2 separate regions of the Homo sapiens genome follow, and region 1 is linked to region 2. The links are chromatin loops, found by intact Hi-C in ENCODE. Cell type or tissue: mammary epithelial cell. All regions are shown on one strand.

Region 1 (8,000 bases), 300 kb before region 2:
TATCATGATGCCTTGAGCGCCAAATGTCTGAGCATGATCCACTTTTTTTCAAGTCCAAAGCCGCAGGCCTCTTCTTGGCTCCATGGCAGATATCAGTGATGACACATACTGCCACCTGGGTGGCAGCTGTGAGCTTGTGGCTCTTATCCCATCTCCACTCCAAAGAGAGAACTCTGACTCCAGGTCAAAGATACACCAACATCAAACTTCTACAGATCCTCAGGGACCCAGGGATGAGGCCACCACAGCCCCTGCTCCCAAATACCAAGAACTAGTCATGGCTTGTGGGCAGTAGGTGGTCTAAGCAGAGACCTGAGTACACCCACTCCATGCTGCTCTGCCTGTAGAGGCTTGGGCAAACCTAGGCCCACTACCTAACGGGCTGCAAACCAGCCAAGGGCCCAGAGAAAGCCTGGGTGCCCAAGCAGGAGGTTCCTCTCTAGAGGAGACCATGCCAGGGCCAAGCCCCATCCCAACATCCTTCCACAAAAGGACCGCTCATTTTCCCCAGGGTGGTCTCTTGCGATGCGCAACTGATGTTACTAGTGACACGGTGGCTCTGGGTTGACAAGAGGCTTTGGATTCATACCACAAAAGTGCTCTGATACCAGCAGCAAAGGACACCCAAAACACTCCTCTGTGTAAATGCCGTGTAAATGCTCACTTCAGGACAGTGGGAGAGTAGGTTGGCTAGATCAGGTGGGACAGCACCACTGTACCCCAATCAACCCTTTTAGTCTCAAAACACCCAGTACAGGGTACAGGCCTGCCCTGATAGCTGCAACTACTTAAAACCCTCCGGCCGGGCATGGTGACTCACGCCTGTAATCCCAGCACTTTGGGAGGCCGAGGTGGGAGGACTGCTTGAGCTCAGGAGTTCAAGACCAGCCTGGGAAATACAGTGAGACCCCAACCCCATCTCTGAAAGAGAAAAAAAAAAAGACAAAACCCTCCATGACAATGTATCAGGCCAGGCGGGGGTGCAGGGCTGCACTAAAGACCATCGGACAGAGAGCTTGGGACTCTATGAGTTCTAAGCCCTGCTGACAGCCAGCCAAAGAGACCACCTCTCCCAGGGAGCCTGAAGAGTAAATGACTAGAGTCACCGAAGTGCAAGGAACCGAGCGTGAGCCTGTCAACAGAATGCCAGACTCAAAGGCCCTGAGGTGGAGACTCAGACCCATAGCTTTCTAGCTGTGTGACTGTGGGCTGCATGCTCCGCATCTGTGAAATGGAGGGTAGACCTACTTTGCTGGCCACCCAGGCCTGTCACTGGATAATGGACCTGCACGTGCTGTAAGGCACGAAGCACATTACAGGTTCTGGGATGGGGGCTGCTGCTCAGATGCCTGAACAGTCTTAACGTGGGCTCAGAGCATATGGAGCTAACCCACCACCACAGGGATTGGCACTCCCAGGGCTCCACCAGCCCAAATCCTTGCTGAATTGAGAAATCAGAACTGCTCTCTGCAGTGATAGGCCAGAGCCAAGAAACTCCTTACCTAGGAGAGTCAGCCAGCGCAAGACAAATGGCTCCAGCTGCCTCCATAGCCCAAAGCCCCAAGTGGGCTTCAACTCCAACAACCCTAGCAGGAACAGGAAGTGCCCTCATAGAGCACAACTATGGACGGCTGGATGCAGGCAGGCTGGGGCTTGCTAGCCACACACTGCAGTATCATTAACCAAATCCTCTCACAAGAGCCCATCAGCGTCCAACACCCGAAGGCCATTCTGGAAGTGCCTGATGCCCATCCAGAGTCACTAGGGGAGACACTGCACGTCACTGTGTCCGTAGGTTTCCCTTGGGTTTCCTAGGGATCAGGGACAGAAAGCGGATCAGGCATCTGTTGCCAGAGTACTGGGAGCCCTTCCTGGGGAATGAGCCTCCAAAGAGATTCCACTGCACCTATGGGGGTGGGGGAGCCACTTGGGTAGAGGGTTTCCCCCTAGTTTCAGCTAAAGGTTTTCTGGGGAGCCCCAAGACCAGAGCAGACCTGGCCATGTCCTCCCGTCAGCAGAGGATGAGAGGTATGTTCCCCCTACCCAGGGAGCTCAGATCAACCTGGCTCACTGCACCCCTAAGGGTCAGCCTAGAGGCTATGGGATGACTCCGCTATCCTGTGAACACCCACCACTGGCCACGGCATTGAGCAGGGAGCTCAGGGGGAACCGGCTGTGTTTATGGGGTACTCCAAATCCTGCTAAGCCTCCAATCTACACTAGGGGTGGCTTAGGGATGAGACACTGCAGGCCCACTGAGAGGCTGTCATAAGAGGCAAGGCCAGAAGCACAAGCAGACTGCAATCTCCCAGCAGGGCCTGTCAGCCCACACACTCAGCTCCACTCAGGACTCAGCCCCTGGAGCTCATCTGAGTCCATCCACACCTCCCCAACCCTGCCATCATGGAGATCCGCCCCTGCCCTCTGCCAAGCCTGCTCCCTCCAGGTCCCCAGCTCCCTCTCCCCAGTACCCACCGCTCTCCTCGGCTGCTCTGCATTGCTCCACCTCCTGACAACCCTCTTCACAAGACCCCACTCTCCTTCACTCCCCAGCCTCTGCCCTCCTCAGCTCTCCCATGCTTGGAGACGGGGTTCATACCTCTCACTCTGGCTGCTTTGTGGACCTTTATCTTCTGTGGCCCCTCAATTATAGGGGCTCAGAATGTGACCTCAGCCATTCTCACATCCCAGATCCCTGGGTCCAGCTGGCCCCTCCACCCCAACAGGGTCAGCTTCTCTGCTTCTACTCAACCTCTGCAACCCATCCCCCACTCTGATGCCAGCCCCTACTTTGATACCAGGCACAGCTGGACACCTACCCATCACTGGGACACATGGGGCACACCAGCCCCCAACCCCAGCAGGCTCTGGACACCGCTATCCTCTCAGATGTCCTTCTTCCCTTCATACCTTAAATGACGAGGCTAGTCCTAGCACTGCCAATCAGGCCACATCTTTGGGACCCCGAGCCAGAGATGGCATCCAAGGCCCTTCCCAAGGGGTACCTGCTGTTATACCCATGAACACCAGGCCCAGGCTCCTGATCCATCAGAGATGGGTCTGGACCCTCCCAGGGTCACCTAGACATCCTCTCTGCCCAGTGTCAGGACTTATGTAGCACAAACCACATACCTAGCCCTGTGTTATAACCCTTTTGTGGCTTTTCCCATCAGAGCCTCACAAAGCCATGAGGAAGGCCTATTGCCACCCCCTTTACAGAAAGGAACCACAGCATGTGCTCCTGACCACTGTCCTGCCTCGTCGCCTTCCACTCCCATCTCTCCCTGTCCAAGTCCTCCCTCCTCTGCACCTGCCCACGTTCCCCAGGCAGCTGGGCAGATGTGCCCCATCCCCAAGCCCCAGCCCTTCACTCAGGCCTGGCCCAGAGCAGAAGGCTGAAGGAAGGATAGGAAAGATATGGGCTCCAAGTGGAGGCAAGCCCCACTGCTCTTCTGTTCCAGAAGCCTCTGTCTGAAAGAGCATTGGTAACAAACCTCAGGGCTTCCTATGGAGGGGGGTGGGGTGGGGGAACAGGTTCTTGTGGCTGGCCCCTGCCACCTGGTGGTGCTGTAGGGTACTACAGGCCTTAACCAACCAGGTTGGCCTCACCAGCCCAGACAGGACCAAGACAGTGTCATTGTCATCATCACTAACATTGTACCTCCTTCCCCCCATTTTGTGCCAGCCACCCTCTCAATTCTTGATATGAAACAACTCATTAAACCTCCCAACACCTCCTGTGAGACAGGCCCCATCATTGTCCCAGAGGCCCCACAGAGTCAAATGACCTGCCCAATATCACACAGCCAGGAATGCTTTAAAAGCCAGCTGCAGAGCCCACTCTCCACCATGTGCTGTTCAAGATTAGGATCTTCTCCCCATTCTGGGAAGGTGTGCTCACCTCTGTTACCCCAAAGAAAGTGCTGTACTTGAACACCAGGAGTCAGCTAGGAAGGGTGTGTGTGTGTCAGGGGTGGGTGGGGTCGGAACCCCACACCTGTGTCCAGCCATGTCCTTCCCATTTCAGGTGTGGCTTAAGGAAGCGAGCCCAAGAACTTTAAGCTTAGTCCCAGGTTAACAACCACGGTTCTTCAAACAACTCCAGCTCTGCCTCCTTCCTGGTCTCGGCCCTGGTCCAGTCTTGCTCATCTCTGTTTTGCCAGCTACACAATTCCCAGTTTCTCCAATGACCCCTCACCAGCTCCCTTCCCTGAGCCCATCCCTGGAACTGGGGCGCCTCATGGCCCTGCCCACTCATACTTGCTCTCAGGCCAGTTCCCTACCCAGTACTCTCAGCGAACTCATCCTGGGCATGTCTAAGTCTGCCCTCGCCCTCCAACTCCCACCTGGAGCCTGACATGAGCCCATGCCCACTGCCCGCCACCCTGCCTTCCAAGGGCTACCATCCTGGGCCTGGCCCCTAGCTAAGTCAACCCTCCCTATGACTCTACATCTGCGGAGGACACTGTAAGACCAGAGGTGGCCACGGTCCCACCAATGCTGGCCTCTACTGACAGCCCTGTTCCCTTTACCACAGGTCAAGGGCTGTCACCTTGGCCCTGGAGGGCAGAGCCTCCATCACCAGGAAAGGCAAGTGGCATGCCCCTGAGAAGTGGTCCTCAAGGGAAGCCCTGACCAGAGCCCCAGTGAGGACTCCCCATCTGGCCCTGCAGTATGTGTGAGATTCTGCCACTTCGGAGGTGAGCATTGACTGGCTCAGTGGAAGCCAGGTAGCACCAGGCTCCATCTCCTGGCCAAGGTTCCAAGCCAGGCCAGCCATGCCACAGACTCCCACCCCTGGAATCCCAACAAACCCAGGACACCTTCCTGCCCAAGGCCATCTCAGACCCATTTAAGCACTACAGCACAGGACAACATCCAACACCATCACAGTCCCACCAGGGCTGCCCTTGGGCCCAGGAGGCTGTTCACCACTCACACTGATAATGCTGCAGCAGCCGGTGAGTCCGCACGTCCCACACCTTCACTGTGTTGTCCATGCCGGCAGCGGCAATGCACGTCCCACTGGGGTGGAAGTCCACATAGGTGACAAAGCTGGAAAGACAGGGGCCACTATGCACTATAGGAGGTCTGCCCTGGTTCAGGACGGACCCAGAAACATTTGGTGCTTTCCCCATCCCTGTGTCCTGCCCACGCTGTTCCCTTGACCCAGACACCTCCTTTCTGTCACACTTGTTTACCAGGTGGCCAAGGGAGAGCAAGAAGAAGTAAAAGGTGAGAACAGTGGCCAGCAACAAACTAAGGTGGACTGACCAGGGAGCACATCCCACCGCCAATTTTCAATACAAGTTGAGAGAGCTATCTTCAAACCCAAAAGTTAGCCAGGCTCCCCTGGGATTTTCAAAGTTGGAGCTGGTACCCTTCCCAGGGGTGGCTGCAGGGCAGATCCTGCCAGCTGAGGCACAGGTGGGAAGGTCCAGCAGGACTACAGGGCCATTGGCCCACCCCTTTCTAGGAGACAGGCCAAGGACCCTCACCACACCCATATGTGATACCCAGGCTGGTACCATGTCCACCTCTCAAGGAGAAGCCCTTGTGGCTCCCAGCCCAACAAAGAAGGGCAGAAGCTGGGGTCTCTACTCAAATGTAGGCACCTCTCTCTCCTGATGATGTGGCACAATATGAACAGCCACCATCTGCTACAAGAACCCAACAAGAATTTTGTAAAGCCATCATCATGGATAACATACCAAGAGGCTTTAAAATGTAGTTTGGGCGACTGAGTGTCAACTGCTGCCAGACAGACATGTTGTAATCCTGACAACCAGAAAGTGAAGGAGAAAAAGAGGAGCACAAATAATTACACAGCTCCAAAGAATTGCATGGCTTGAGGTTAAGCACTCCTGCTATTTGTGGGATGGGGCCAAAGCTTCCATCCACACAGCAAAAGATACAATGCTAGGTTGCCAGACCTCGCAAAAAGCACCAGACAAGGGGCAGCAGTGATAAGGCTGCTGGTCCCACGGCTCCAGCCACTGAAGGCCACTGGGCCTCCTCATGCCCAGGTCTGTGCTCTGTGCTTGAGCGCCTACAGGTGGAGGACAGCATCTGGGGACTCACCCGCCATGCTCACAATACGAGTGGACACATTCCCGGCTGCTCTTGTCCCACAGCTTAACAGTCTTGTCATCACTGGCAGACACGATGAGCCGCCCGTCGGGGGAGAACCTGAACCGGGTGGGGCACAAGTCACATCACAGACTAACAGACGACATGGGCACCACACACCTTCTTCCACAGCCACTCTTCCCCGAGTGCCTACTATCTGCCTGCAGGAACCACCCGGGGTCACATGCCCTGCTGTGATTTTTTTTTTTTTAATTTGAATACCCTAATTTGTCTTTTCAGGAACAAATGCATTGCATCCTAGGAGGCAATGTTACTTCTGTTTATTTGGTCATATCTTAAATTATACTTTGTTTCTGAAAATAGTTAACTTTTAGCACATCATTTTTCTTTTTTCCTTCTGAAGAGTTTTTCAGGAAACTGTGACTAAATTTTGTTTTTGTTTTTGTTTTGTTTTTTAGACAGGGTATTGCTCTGTCACCCAGGCTGGAGTGCAGTGGTGTGATCTCAGCTCACTGCAGCCTCTACCTCCTGGGCTCAAGAGATCCTCCCACCTAAGCCTCCTGAGCAGCTGGGACTACAGGCGTGCACCACCACACCCAGCTAATTTTATTTTATTTTATTTTATTGTAGAGATGGGAGTCTCACTATGTTGCCCAGGCTGGTCCTCTAACTCCTGGAGTCAAAGGATCCTCCCACCTCATCCACCCAAAGTGCTAGGATTACAGACATGCACCTTCAAGCTCGGCCTATGACTTAATTTTAAATGTTATAAAAATGTTTCCTTTATTTTTTTCTTCCTGAATCTGTGAAACTTATTGATCTTTCCTGTTGCTCTTGTTTTCGTTTTCTTACGTAGCTTCATGAGCAAATAGCCCCTCTCCCATCCCAACAGCAAACTCTGACCAAAAGGGAAAAAGAGAAATTCTTCCTGACTTAGAGGAAAACCAAACATAAATAAACAAAAAGAAAAGAAAAAAAAAAAGGTGCCTGCCTCACGAGTGAGCACAGAGCAGCCTCATGCACATAAAGCCCCAGCACTGCCCCTGACGCACAGCACATGGCAACATGCAGCCGACTGCCTGCCGGCAACATTTGCATAAAGGTGGCCAAAAGCTCACCATCAGTGTCATTACTCTGGGACCAGGTCCTCCGAGTCTACATTTGACTCAAGTGCGGGTCAGCAAGACACAATCTGCCAACAAAAGGCATGAGGTCCTGGGGACTGCCACCAAAGGCCCAGTATGGACTTGACACCCCAGTTTGCTGGCCTGGCCCCTCCTGATCTCAGGACCCTAGTCATAAAGCCTCTAAGAGCCATCAGGGGTCTCCCAGGACAAAGGAATGGGGGTGCCCTGGAGAACAGTAACTTGTATGGGGTCCCCAGAAGAACACAGCTCAATAGTCCCCAACTTCTGACTCATGTGGTTTCCTAATGTCACCTGGCACCCCAACCCCTTCCTCTGAAGCAAAGATATTTGACCCATGGGGAAGCTCTGTTGAAAGGAATGAAATAAGCTAGAAGTAGGACTATCTGTCTGCAATTCTTGGACCTTGAAAGGTCCTTTGGGTTACCTGGCCCGCTGTCTGCACAGCACTGGCTCCCTGGCCAGCAGGAAGGCTAGCCTCCAGGCTAAGCCCCCCATCTCCGAAGCCTGCGCCCCCATCTGGGAGCTCTGGAGCAAAATCATCCCCTGAGAACATCCCAGAGGAAAGTAGGCAAGCCTTACTGTCAGAGAGAGTTGGGTTCAAACTCCAGCTCTGCCACAGACCCACCGTGTGCTCTGGGACAAGATACTACTGTTCTGAGCCCCCATTTCCTCATCTGCAAAATGGAAATGCACCTAGCTTGCAGAACTGTCTTAAGGAACAAAAAGAAAATGTGTAATGGTAGTACTGAAAGTACCTAATTG
Region 2 (8,000 bases):
GTGCAGAAAAGGGAAGGTATGGCCGGGAAGGGCTCCCACCTCCAGTCCAGGGATGCGGCCAAAGACAATTTTCTCCCCACAGATGCTGGCTATCCCACCCCAGAGATGAGAGCGGGGAGCTGTCTGGGGACATCGGTCCCAGGAGTTGAGGATCCTGAGGTAGGTCCTCCGGGCTTGGCTAGGGAGGTGGAGGTAATGGGGGCAGTAGGATGTGGCAGGAAGAGGGTGCTGGCCACCTTTGGGAAGGCCCAGAGTGTCCTATGCCTTCCCTACGGAAGCACCTCTACCCAACACCCATTCCACCCCCAAAACTCATCAACGGTCTCTTCCGGGAAGCCCTCCATGGATGACAGTACCTTGGGGAACTTTCCCTATTTGGGGCTTTTTCTAGCAGTCTGACCTCCCCGCAAAACCACAGCTCCCGGAACAAGACCACATTCCCCTCAGCCTCTCCAGGGACGAGCGCCATCTCCCCCAGCAGACTGGGCTTCCCAGGGGAAGGTGGTCACCCCTCTGGTTTCCTCAGGAAGGATCTGCCAAGAGCCTGTCTCGGGCCTTCCCTGGGCCCATCCGTGGAGGCCTGAGCCGGCTCACATGTCTAGGGTAGAACACAGGAACCCCCAGGCTGGGATGTGCAAAAAGGGGAGGTGAAACTCCCCCTGGGCTGGGGCGCTTCTTGGGTGCAGGAGCACATGAACAAGCCCACTCTGGGAAGTGGGCTGCAAGGGGGGTCCTCCCCTTCTCTGTGGCCCCAGGACCAAGGGATAGCATGCTGCCTGCTCTCCCGTTGGCCACCCTGGGCAAAAAGTGCCAGTTGAGCCCAGACAGACCCTTCAGCCCCACCCTCTCTGTCACTCTCCCCTGCCTGGTCCCTTCCTCTGTCTCCTCCCCATCTTTATTGAGCTCTCTCAGGGTCTCCATCTGTCCCTTTCTCAGCACTCCCCCTCAGGTGCCTCCCACCGCCACCCTGGTCCTGTCTCCCAGGACCTGCCTCCCTCCCACTCCCCGAGAGCTGTGCAGGGAGAGGCTCCCTCCCCTACAGCTGACCAGGCACCCAAGAGCCCAAGCCACCCAAACAGGGCACACGCACACAAACAGGGCACACGCACCCAAACAGGGCACACGCACACAAACATGGCACACGCACACAAACTCGGCACACGCACCCAAACAGGGCACACGCACACAAACTCGGCACACGCACACAAACACTGCACACGCACCCAAACAGGGCACACGCACACAAACACGGCACATGCACCCAAACAGGGCACACGCACACAAACAGGGCACACGCACACAAACACGGCACACGCAAACTCGGCACACGCACACAAACTCGGCACACGCACACAAACACGGCACACGCAAACTCGGCACACGCACACAAACTCGGCACACGCACACAAACACTGCACATGCACACAAACACGGCACACGCACCCAAACAGGGCACATGCACACAAACACGGCACATGCACCCAAACAGAGCGCACACACACAAACAGGGCACATGCACACAAACAGGGCACGCAGGGGCTGGTACCTCGGTAGGAGAGCCGCAGGCGGGGCACACTGGGGCCGGGGCTGGGGCCAGAGCTACCCCCATGGAGCAGGAGGCCCCCTAGCAGCCAGCAAATGGCCCAGGCCGAGGGGGCCATGCTGGGGAACTGAGGGCACCGCTGCCGCCTGCCTGCAGAGCCGCCCTCTGGTCCCGCTGGCCGCCGGTTGTAGTTTGCTCTGCTGCCACCAGGCCACCACTTATAAGGCAGTGGCTCCACCCAGTCCTGGGCGGGAAGAGGGGCGGAGGAGAGAAGGAGGCTGGGGCCTTGCCGTCCACCTGCCGCTTCTCCTTCCACCTTGTTGGCCCAGTGCAGGCTTTTGTGCCACACTGGCCAGCTCCCCATTGGGAAGACCTTCCCAGCTAGGGCACAGGCCATGTGTACAGAGATGTCCACAAATGCAGGTCCCCAGGCTCCAGCAAAGTGACAAGTGGGGAGAGAGCCTGGAAGGGAGGTCAGGGATCAGAGGTTAAAGTTGATGGGCTGGGTAGGGGCCTAGCTGGGCTCTGCCTTGTTCTCTGCCCCTCCACTGCCCACAGCAGAGACCTTCCAAACTGGCCCTGCCCCAATTCCAGGATATTCCAGCCCCCTGAAGCTTTGGCCAGACTCTCCAGCTCCCCTGGGTAAGGGTGGAGGGCCATTCCCAGCCCAAGGGGCGCCATGTCCTAGACAGGTGTTTGAGGTCCGGCAACACTTCATAGAGCCAGCAAGAGATGACTGCCCAGCCTCTTCCACCCAGGCCTGTCCCCATCTGGCTTCCAGGCACCCCAGCCTCTCCCCACATCTACATGCCCCATCTCAGCTCACCAGGCTTGCTTTGGGGTAGGGGACAGGGGCATCAGGGGACTCCATGCCGAGGGAACCTCCCCTTGCCCTGCCTCCCTCAGGCCTCCAGTCCTTCCAGAGACTCAGGGTCCAGAGCTTCCCCAGGTCAGTGATGGTTCTTCCCAGGGACCCCATGCCCCATAGGCCCTACAGACACCTATGATCTCTTAGAGGTCACTTCCCCCACCCTGAATACTGACTGGGTGGCGGGGGGCACAGAAAGCCACAGAAGAGGGCCAAAGGGGAAATGGGACTGAGGGCCTGAATCTGGGGTGAGTGACGGGACCTCCCCATGCTCCCTGCCCCAGAACAGTCGCCACCTCACCCCACCCCAGAACCCTACACTCAGAACCTGAGGCCCTGGGCACTAAAGAGATTTTAATTTTGAGCTGGAGTTTGAGTTCCCAGGATTCTAACAGCTCCTGCAGGTTGGGCCTCCCACATGGACCGGCCTGGGCCCTCTGATGGTGGTCAGGGAACTTGCGGGGCACTCAGAGAGGGAAGGACCTGGCCCAGGCCACAGAGCAGGCTGAGAATGGGTCCAGCTCAGCTCTGCCCCTTCCTGGGACCCTCCTTTGCTTCTGGGCGTTGTTGGGAGTATGGGGACCCCACCCTCCTCCCCTACCTCAATCCTGAAATGGAAACAGGTTGGCTTCTTGGGTCAGCATGACAGGTCTCAGAGACCTACAACTCTGCCTCCCTGTCCCCAGCTCCCTTCACTCACACATGCCTTCTTCAGCAGGGGGCTGGCCTGGAGGTGGGCAAGGGGCTGCCCACAGAGGCCAGTGATGGAGCTCAGCCCAGCCCTGCCTCTGGCCCTGCTGGAGAGCCTTGGCCAAGGCCCTTCCATCTCTGGGTCTGCCTCTTCCTCCCAGGGCCAGGGACCAGCCACCCTGGGTGTAAGCAGCCTTCATAACCTGATGAGTGGGCTTGCGCAGGGGCTGCTGTCAGGGTGACCATATCCTGGGACCTTGGAGTGGACTGCTTCTGTCTCTGTTTCCCTGGGGAGGTGTGGCCAGCACACTGCCCAAGCTGGGGCCAACTTCTAACTGGAGACTGAGCTAGGCAGCCCTTCAGCCAGCATGTGACCACCAGCGGCGGGCAGGAGGCCCAACACTCCTCAGCCTGCCAGCCCATCCTGGGGTCTCAGCTCAGCCAGACACCCAGCAGGGGCTGCAGGGAAGCCTGGGTCGACTGGGGAAGGGTGTGGGGGCAGCCTACTCCACACTGCGGAAAGAGCCTGTGGCAGGCTGGGAGTCCGAACTCTACTGTTAATGTGTGTGGCCTCAGTCAGGTCCTCTCCTTCTCTGGGCTTCAGTTTTCCAGGCCTGGGGGCAGAGGGTAGGGATCGTCTCTAAAGGCCCCCCTGCTTGCCAGCTGCAGGTGGGAAAGACCACAAGGGTGCTCCGAATTCGAGGATCAATGGGCCCAGACACGGGCATCGTGTGTCATCTAGTGGACAAAGAAGGAACTGCAGGAGGCCCCCAAACTCGCTGTGTCAGGCCCTGTGTTGGGGTAGCAGGGCCACCCAGCAGAAACAGCAGCCTCTTGAGGACGCTAGCAGTAACCAGGCAAACACAATATAAAGAAGCAGGAGCAGTGGAAGATGCTCCAGTGATTGCTCTTGATGGAGGAAATCAAGGGAGGCTTCATGGAGGAAGCACTATCCAAGCAAAAGCCCAGAAATGGAAAGGATGCAGCAAAACAGGCAAAACTAGGTGATGCATGAAGGATACAAAATGCCATGTACTGGTGGGAGATGGTGAGCTGGGCTGATACCTATGTGAAGTGCGTGTTCATGCAGCAGGTGCCACCAGGTGGATATGTGGAGGGTCACAGCCCAGCCTCTCCCAGCCAGAATTCTGGGGTGGGCATGCCTGGAAGGAATGGATGCCCCCAGTCCCCTCCCCACCAATTTCATGGATGGAACAGGGATATTAGGACAATGCCATGCCCCCTCCACCCCCACGGACCTCCAGCTGCTTGCAGAGGGTGAGCCCCCCCACTTCCCATCAGCCATCCCTCACAGCTCCTCCCGCCCCACCCCAACCCTCCTACAGTATCTTCTGGGGCTTCCATCTGCAAGCAGGGCCATTCATCTCCTCCTCCTGTCCCAGGACCTGTCCCCCTCCCCACCACAGCTGATGAAAAGAGAGCCAGGACGTGGCAGAGCCCTCCTTCCCCCACTGCCCCTTCCTGACAATCCTCACTCCCTTCAACCCGAGCACACGTGGCCCTTGTCTGAGCTTCCCTGGACCCCATATCGCTTCTCAGCTTGGGTCCCTTTCTCTGTTCCCTGGGTGTTGCCCACACCCACCATCTCCCCTGTACTTCAGCTCACTCCTGTCAGGCTCCCACCCCTCTGCTCCACGGAAACCCTCCTGCTCAGGCGGCTGAGGCCTGGGGGCCTGCAAGTTCCCAAACCCTGGGGCCACCAGACAAACCCAAAGTGAGTGAGATTCTACAGAATAACTGGCCTCAGCTCTTCAGAGGTGATGAGGAAACACTGAGGACCGTCACAGGCTGGTGGGGAGTAAGGAGACAGGAGGACGAGGTCACGTTAGTGCCATCTTGGATTGGTTCCTGCTCCAGGACAAGGACTTTAGGACAACTGACAGAACTTCAATAAGCTGTGCAGATTAATTAGCAGTGTTTATGTCAATATTCATTTCCTGTGTTTGATCCTTCTGTGGTTAAAATGTTAACATTTAGGGAAGCTAGGGTACCTGTAAATGGGAGTTCTTTGTACTATTTTTGCAAGCCTGGAATTTCAAAATGAAAAGAAAAAAAGCAAAAAACCCCACTAAAACCTAGTGTTGGGAAGTAAGCTCCACTTCCCAATACCCCACGGCTGAACCTGTGTCTCCTCCCAGCTTCCATATCTCAGGAAATGGCAGTTTGGCCAAAAAGCTAAGGGTCATTTTGGATTTTCTTATTTCTCACCCTTCACATTCAAGCCTTCAGCAAACTCTGTCCATTCTAGTTCCAAAATGTGCCTTGAATCCATGTACCCCTGCCCACTCTCCCCAGCACCCCACTGTACTGGAAGCCACCGGGCTTTCTTGCCCAAAGCCTGCCGCCACTTCAGGCCAGCTCCTAGCTCCGTCTCTCCCACCCCTTTTGCCCTCTGCAGCCATCACCCCTTACATTGACTGGGTCCTCATGGGGCCTGGCACTGCCCATGTCTCCCAAGACTGCTGGGGCTTGGTTTCCAGCCCAACACTGCCTTTCTGCTCCTGAGACCTTCCCAGTCTTTCTCCATGGCCTCCCATGGCTGGTTCCCTGTGGTTCCCCCAGATCTCATGCAGAGTCAGCTCCTCTAGGGAGCTTTCCCAGACCACTGTAACTCATGGGCCCACCATGCCTCCAGTCCCCACTCCAGCCCACGCTGGCTTTCCCACTGTACTCATCTCCTTAAAATTCCACCAGATTAGGCCGGGCACGGTGGCTCACACCTGTAATCCCAGCACTTCGGGAGGCCAAGGTGGGCGAATCACTTGAGCTCAGGAGGTCAAGTCTAGCCTGGGAAACATGGTGAAACCTTGTCTCTACTAAAAATACAAATATTAGCCGGGTGTGGTGGCAGGTGCCTGTAATCCCAGCTACTTGGGTGGCTGAGGCACGAGGATCGCTTGAACCTGGGAGGCAGGGGTTACAGTGAGCCGAGATTGTGCCACTGCGCTCCAGTCTGGTGACACAGCGAGACTCTGTCTCAAAAAAAGAAAAAGGCCGGGCGCGGTGGCTCACGCCTGTAATCCTAGCACTTTGGAAGGCCGAGGCAGGTGGATCACGAGGTCAGGAGATTGAGACCATCCTGGCTAACACGGTGAAACCCCATCTCTAGTAAAAATACAAAAAATTAGCTGGGTGTGGTGGCGGGCGCCTGTAGTCCCAGCTACTCAGGAGGCTGAGGCAGGAGAATGGCGTGAATCTGGGAGGCAGAGCTTGCAGTGAGCTGAGATCGCACCACTGCACTCCAGCCTGGGTGACAGAGTGAGACTCCGTCTCAAAAAAAAAGAAAAAAAAAATCCACCAGATTAGGGACTGGGCCTCACTGTGACATGCCCCAGGATCCAGCCCTGTGCTGTGCGCGTGGTGGGTGTGTGAGTGAACCACTGGGTGGTGCACCGGCTGCTGGTGCTGCCCGATGTGGCGCTTCCTTTTATCCTCGGATGTCACCCTTCCTGGGTCACTCTGGGTGTCTGTAGAGGTCCCCAATTCTCCAGCTCACAAGGGCAGGCCTGAAGGGACTCCTCTCTGCTCCCCTCAGGTCTCTCCAGGGACCAGAAAGCTCTTGCTAGCGCTGGCCTCCATCAGAGGCATTTTTAGAATTCCAAGACCATCTCTGGAATGCCAGGCCTGTCTGGGGAATGCCAAGGCTGGGGCACAGGTGCAGAGAGAGTGGAGTGGCTGGGCGGGGCAAGGTCAGCTGACGGCATTCTGGCTACAGCCTGGGTGCTGCTGGCAGCTGTCCCTCCTGCGAACACCTCTGCTGACACTTCCACTTCCTTGCAGCCCCCAACGCCCACGCCTCCAAGACAGCATCACTGTCTGGCGGCAGCTCTGGACTGGGTGCTCCCACTAAGCTGAGAGCTGCCAGGCCTTGGGCCTCCATCCCTGCCAGGGAGAGAGACTGGGCCACAAGAGATGAGCCTCTGAGGTTCACGGGAACTGGAAATCATGTCCATTTGGATGTGGCCCATCCGACAGGGCCCTTGGCTGGAAGCCAGTTGGCTCTGCTCTCCCCCACACTCACTGGATGACCTTGACAGGTCCCTGCACCTCTCTGGGCCAAACAGGTGAGGGGAGATAGAGCCGACTCCATGCCCCTCTGTCCCTGGGAGTCAATGTTGCTGGCAGGAAATACAAGCAAGTGGGCGGGTGGACTAGCACTGTGAGCCTGCAGGGACCCCACAGGCTCAGCTCCATTCCAGCCACGGCTGAGAGGTAACAGGGGTTGCTGTGCCAGGGAGCATCCAAGGGCCTGGCTGTGTACCACAGTGAACCACTCTCTCCAAGTAGAGGACCCCTAGGCTGCCACAGTGGTTGACCAAAGTGATGGCCCCCAGGAACTTGTGGGGGTTCTAGGCCCCCACAGACTCCAGATGCTGAATCCCTAGAGATGGTGCCTGGGCCTGAGGAGTGATAGAGGGCAGCAAGCAGGGCAGGCCACACGGCAGTCTCCGATCTCATCTCACCCCCCTGCAGAAGGCAGTGTGGAGCGGTGGTCAGGCGCCAGGCTCTGCAGCCAGCCTGCCTAGGACAGGGAAGGAAGCGGCCATTGGGTAAGAGTGGGTCCTGGGGATGAGTCCACGGCCCAGGGACACCAGAGCCAGATAGCAGACCTTGGGAGAGCAGGCTTTATTTGCATCCCCCAGGACAGATCTGGGGAGGGAGTCGGGGGATTTGGGGTTGAGGACATGGCCAGGCTCAGGTCCTGGGACCCCGACCCCCTCCCCAACCCCAGGACTCAGCTGGAGTTGGAGGCTGGGCATAGGCAGCTCTGGGTGAAGGTCAGCATCTACTCCACACCCTTCATGAACTCCAGGAACTCTGTGGAAAGAGGGGCAGGTGTGGGTTGAGGGTAGGGGCTGGGCAGGGCATGGAGGCAGG

The links. Hi-C counts contacts between places; a loop is a spot of excess contacts. Peaks named below come from ENCODE experiments on the same cell type or tissue, not always from the same donor. Only the 100,000 strongest peaks of a DNase experiment are listed, where the experiment ranks them.
Region 1: it touches region 2 in a loop (7-fold over the local background); 3 of 110 quality-filtered maps call a loop at or near these places.

What each region holds. Positions count from the first base shown.
Region 1 is chr3:52,140,907-52,148,906 of GRCh38, forward strand. It overlaps POC1A (POC1 centriolar protein A), which reads right to left. Exons shown (of 11, transcript NM_015426.5): 5 at 6,082-6,189; 6 at 4,940-5,055. Among named protein-coding and RNA genes, the nearest start is that of POC1A, 9.5 kb to the right of the region's middle. In mammary epithelial cell, a CTCF peak has its summit at 3,551 (motif pointing left); a DNase peak (open chromatin) is centred at 3,525.
Region 2 is chr3:52,443,367-52,451,366 of GRCh38, forward strand. It overlaps SEMA3G (semaphorin 3G), which reads right to left and starts at 1,737. Exons shown (of 16, transcript NM_020163.3): 1 at 1,547-1,737. The coding sequence starts at 1,661. TNNC1 (troponin C1, slow skeletal and cardiac type) reads right to left here. Exons shown (of 6, transcript NM_003280.3): 6 at 7,734-7,940. The coding sequence ends at 7,909. RefSeq lists enhancers at 834-1,710, 1,711-2,587 and a silencer at 6,647-6,941. In mammary epithelial cell, CTCF peaks have their summits at 1,748 and 3,854 (motif pointing left); no DNase peak of the experiment used is centred here; H3K4me3 peaks cover 249 bases.